Regions from separate parts of the Homo sapiens genome. Here region 2 is linked to region 1. A link is an interaction called in ENCODE POLR2A ChIA-PET data of the cell type or tissue named here. Cell type or tissue: Caco-2. All regions are shown on one strand.

Region 1 (2,500 bases):
TCACAACTGAGGAACTAGAGAAAACAGAGCAATTTGAAAGGATCTTCAAAATTTAAAAAAATTAAATATTGGAAGAGATAATGGAAGGAATAGAATCCATAATACAGGAGATTATAAAACCTGATCAGTTAGGTACAGAAATTAGCAAACAGAAATCCTAGAAATAAAAATAATACAGTCTTTAAAAATGTTGGCCTCAGTACCCTAGAGATAGCTAAAGAAAAAATTAGTGAATTGGATAATAGATCTGAGGAAATCAGCCATGCATTTCCAATGGAGTCCAGGGAAGACAAAGAGACAGGAGATGTGAAAAAGAAGTTGAGAGACATGGAGGATAGAATGAGAAGCTACAACATAAATTTAGGCATTCCAGAAGGAATGAATAGAAAAAGAGAGGAGGCAATATTTAAAGAGATGAAGGACCAGGTGCAGTGGCTCACACCTGTAATCCTAGCACTTTGGGAGACCAAGGTGGGAGGACTGCTTCAGGCCAGGTGTTCAAGAACAGCCTGGGCAACATAGTGAGACCCTAGCTCTACCAAAAAAAAAAAAAAAATTAGCCAGGTGTGGTGGCACACACCTGTAGTCCTAGCTACTTGGGAGTCTGTGGCAGGAGGATCCTTGAGCCCAAGAGTACCACTGCACTCCAGCCTGGGTGACAGAGCAAGACCTCATCTCTAGTGATTAAAAAAAAAAAAAGAGAGAGATAAAGACTGAGAATTTTGTAGAATTGAAAAAAGGTAGGAACTCTCAGATGCATAAAGCATACCAAGGCTTGAGCAGTATGTAAACAAACTCCATCTAGACAAAATGTTTTATGTAAACATAAAACATCAAGTACAAAAGGATCAAATGTTTTCATGTCCCTGTTATCTCTCCAAAGAACTCTCTGATCTGGTATGTCTTGCCTGAAACTGCCTCTAACTTTTCCCAGGTTTTGTAACCTCTAGCTCCATGAGGGTAGAGTCAAATGCGGGCAGGGGATGAGAGCAGCAACACTGTGGTCCTGGGTGGTCCCTCCCTGCATGAGAAAGGTTGCCCTTTCACCCCTTCTCCCCAGCCTTGCTTTTCTGGCCTCTGGCCTGACCTGTTCATGAGGATCAGGCTGCCTGCCCTGTCTCTGTAATAAACAAGCCTCCCTACTTAAAGACTGAAGTCCCTACCCACTGCCCCTATCTCTACCCCACTCCTTAGACTTAGTTATCTAGAACTGATCTGTTTTTCTTAAAACTCTGGCACCTTGAGTAGTAGGCTTAGGTTTCTCATGCAATCCTTGATATTTTTCTATAATCTAAGACAATATTAATAATAATAGAAATTTGTTGAGTGACTAATGTATACCAGACACCGCACATAGGGGATTTATATACTTTCTTTGTAAACCTCATAATAATCTTGCAGAATGGGTATCATGGTGTATTAATCATGTATTACTGCATAACAAATACTCCAAAACTTAGGGGCTTCAAACAACATGTACTGTCTCACAGTTCCTGTGGACAGGAACCCGGGAGCAGCTTAGCTGGCTGGCTGTGGCTCAGGGTTTCTCACAAGGCTGCAATCCAGCTGTCAGGCAGGGGTGCAGTCATTGGAGGATGACTGAGACTGGAGGATCTACTTCCAAGCTAACTCACGCGGCTGTTGGCCTGAGGCTTCAATTCCTCCCCAAGTGAGCCCCTCCATTGGGCGGCTCAGGACCTGACAGCTGGCTTTCCCTGGAATGACTGACCAAGATGGAAATCAGTCTTTTTTTTTTTTTTTTTTTTTGAAACAGTCTTGCTCCGTTGCCCAGGCTGGAGTGCAGTGACCTGATCTCGGCTCACTGCAACCCCCGCCTCCCGGGTTCAAGCTATTCTCCTGTCTCAGCTTCCTGAGTAGCTGGGACCACAGGTGCGCGCCATAACGCCCGGCTAATTTTTGTATTTTTAGTAGAGCCGTGGTTTCACCATGTTGGCCAGGCTGGTCTCGAACTCATGAGCTCAGGTGATCCGCCCGCTTGGCCTCCCGAAGTGCTGGGATTAGTGGCGTGAGCCACCGTGCCCGGCCGAATCCATGCTCTTAACCACGGCACTGCGCGCCCCATTTAAAGCCTCTTCCCTCTGATCCCGGATTCCCCAGCTCTTGACTCCGTGGCATTCTACCCCGTCTGTGCATTCCCACGAGTCTGTCTGGGTTCGTTTCCTAGGCCTGCGTGTGCCCCACGTGCGCTTGTGAAAAAGTATGGGAGAAAGGGGGTGCCGTTGCAGGGCACTCAGCGCTGAGGCCCCCACCCCGTGTGAGTCTGACAGTCTGACTCTGCCCCGCCTGGCGGCCCAGGTACGGTGGACCAAGACGGCAGGTAGCGCCTCGGACAAGTTCCAGGAGACATCGGTGTTCAACGAGACGCTGCGCATCGAGCGTATTGCACGCACGCAGGGCGGCCGCTACTACTGCAAGGCTGAGAACGGCGTGGGGGTGCCGGCCATCAAGTCCATCCGCGTGGACGTGCAGTGTGAGTTGA
Region 2 (2,500 bases), 1.9 Mb after region 1:
GCAGGAGGCCCAGGTGAGGCACTTCAGCAGCCTGAGGTCCCTCCCCTAGGCCCACTCTCAAAGGCCCTGGAGCCCAGGCCTATGCTGCCTGCCAGGGCCTTTCCCGGAACCACTCCTCCCCGCCTGTCCTGGCACTCTCCAGGCACAAAGCATCCCTCAGGGCACTGCGCAGGCACCCCAGGAAGCTGGGACGTGAGACAGGTCCCCACCCCCAGGAATAACCCTGCTCTGGGCTGCTGTCATCCTCACAATGGCCCCACAAGACGCCAGGAGACAGCATAGGGACAGCATAAGTCCCCAGTGGGGACCCCAAATGGGACCCCATTTCCCCTGCATAGAGGGGGAAGGAGGAGCTTTGTGGCTAGGTGGCAGGATCTTTATTGGGTCTTTATTGTGGTTTGGGGGTGGGGGCAGAAAAGCAGGGTCTCGGGCTTCAAAACACCACACCACCTGCCTCTCCCTCCCTCCGAGGAGGAAATCTTCAGGGGCCTAGTGGTTTTGAGGGGAGGGGGCAGGAAGAGACTCTGAACTCTGGGTCAGCTGAGGACAGAGATAGGGGAGATCCTCTTGCCCTATGTCCCTCTTTTCTCCTAGGATCCCCTTCCTCGGCTCCCTACTCCACCACTACCCCAGAACAAACTCCTACCTCTGTTTGCAACTAAGAGTTACATCCCCCATGCCAAGACCTTCCGAGGCGTCCCAGAGGGGTGAGATTTGGGGAAAACAGGACATGTACACAGCAGCTGTGTGCCTGGCCACACCTGTCGGGTGGGGTGAGGAGAGTGCTTCTCCCAGGTGGGCAGAGCCTGCTGCGCTCAGGCTGGGGGCTGGGAGACGCTTTAATAGAGGGGCGAGAAGGCAGAGGGATGCGCAAACCGGCCACGTGGAGGTCTCGCGCGGCAGGCTGGGGCGCGAGCAGAGGAGCGGGCCGTATGCTTGCCCCTCCCGTTCCAGGGAGCTGCCGAGTGCCGGGTCGTCGCTGACCGCAGGCTGCAAGAGCGGTTGATCTGGTGAGCGAGCACACCCACTTACCCAGCTGCTGAGTCAGGCTGTTCTCGCTCGCGCTCGCCCGCCCGCCCGCCCGCTCGGGACATTGTGTTCCAGCCCCGGCGCGCTGGCAGCGGGCCCAGGCGCTCACACCAGCCTCCTCGCCCTGTTTGTGCTCGCGGCTTGCGCTCGGCGCGCAGCCTCCCGGCCGCCGCAACCATGCGATTGCACGCTGGGGCAGGGGTTGGCGAGCAACCTCCGGGGCGCGCGTGGGCCCCGCAGCCCTGCCCACTCACCGGCCTTGGAGCACCCAGACCTAGCCATCCCCCATTTGCCCCTGCTTGGGTACCCCAGGCTTGGGTGGCGCCTGGATTAGCACAGCTGGGGGAGGGAGCAGGTGTGGGGAGCTCTACGAGCAGAAGGAGCCACCCAGGCTGCCGCCAGCGCTCTCCAGCGCTCAGTCCGTGCTTCTCCAGCGCTCAGTCCGGGGGGCGGGAGGAGGATAGCTGGAGCTCGCCAGCCCCAGACTTGCGAGACCTGGGACGCAGTCACGTGACAACGGAAGCCCGTGTTGAGGGGGCCAATTCAAGCAATCCCCAGGAGGAGCCTCCCCTTTCCTAGCCCCCCTTCCCTGATCCTTCACAGAAGCCTGGAACACGGAGACTCCAGGGATTCCCGGGGCTGGCAAACCAAGCCCAGCCCTTTTGGACGGTTTGGGAAATCCCTGGCACGACGCCGGGAGTAGGGAGAGCCCAGACACTGGCGAGTGGGTGTGGACGACAGGGTGAAAGAAGGGCAAGGCCAAGGAAGACGACCCCAAACTGCCCCTGGAATCTGACCCTTCCCTGTGTTTAGCTCCAAACCCCTGGTTTATTCAGAGCCACGTTTTCTCCTTACCCATCCTTCTGTGGAAAGACATCACTAAGTGCTGGTCCTAAAGATCCCACCCTCTCCAAACCAAGGAGGGAACAAAGCATTTATATCGCACGTTTACCGTGTGGAAGGCTCTGTATTGGGTCCTGCTAAAGAATGTCACCATGAGGTTAAGACACAGTCCTGAAGTCCTTTGTTCTCCCTCCTTCCCACCTCCACAGTTTGCTGTGCCATTTCTCATGCCAGGAGTGCCTGTCCTCCCTGTCTACCCATCTCTGCTGCTCCAGCTCATAAAGCTTCCTTGAAACAGTGCCAGCCAAATCTGATTCCTGTCTCCTCTGAACGCCCAGCACACTCAGTTTGTACCTTTCTCACGGCACAGCGTGTGGCCTGTCTCATATTCTAGCGATCTGTTTACTAATCCTGTTCTTCTAACCAGATTAGAAAGTCCTTGAGGCAGAAACAAAGTCTGCTTCTTCTTTGAGCCCTCTCCTCCACTGCCCCCGCCTCCCACCACCATTCCAACTCATCCCCCACAGGCCAGGCTTGGCACCGGAGTTCATGTTCAATAAATATTGGGTGTATTGAAATGATATCCTCCCCTTGGGCAATTGAAGAGACAAACACGCTGGATGTTAGG

What was found. Peaks named below come from ENCODE experiments on the same cell type or tissue, not always from the same donor. Only the 100,000 strongest peaks of a DNase experiment are listed, where the experiment ranks them.
Region 2: POLR2A ChIA-PET joins it to region 1 with 7 read pairs; 1 of 35 experiments calls an interaction of 5 or more read pairs at or near these places.

What each region holds. Positions count from the first base shown.
Region 1 is chr6:37,658,236-37,660,735 of GRCh38, reverse strand. It overlaps MDGA1 (MAM domain containing glycosylphosphatidylinositol anchor 1), which reads left to right. Exons shown (of 17, transcript NM_153487.4): 3 at 2,317-2,491. Among named protein-coding and RNA genes, the nearest start is that of MDGA1, 38 kb to the left of the region's middle. In Caco-2, no CTCF peak of the experiment used is centred here; a DNase peak (open chromatin) is centred at 1,025.
Region 2 is chr6:35,726,715-35,729,214 of GRCh38, reverse strand. It overlaps LOC285847 (a long non-coding RNA gene), which reads left to right. Exons shown (of 10, transcript NR_027117.2): 8 at 595-707; 9 at 955-1,010; 10 at 2,082-2,453. It also overlaps a transcript of FKBP5 not described here. Among named protein-coding and RNA genes, the nearest start is that of ARMC12, 9.1 kb to the left of the region's middle. RefSeq lists enhancers at 502-551, 829-1,123 and a silencer at 1,062-1,291. In Caco-2, no CTCF peak of the experiment used is centred here; DNase peaks (open chromatin) are centred at 974 and 1,484; H3K4me3 peaks cover 1,374 bases.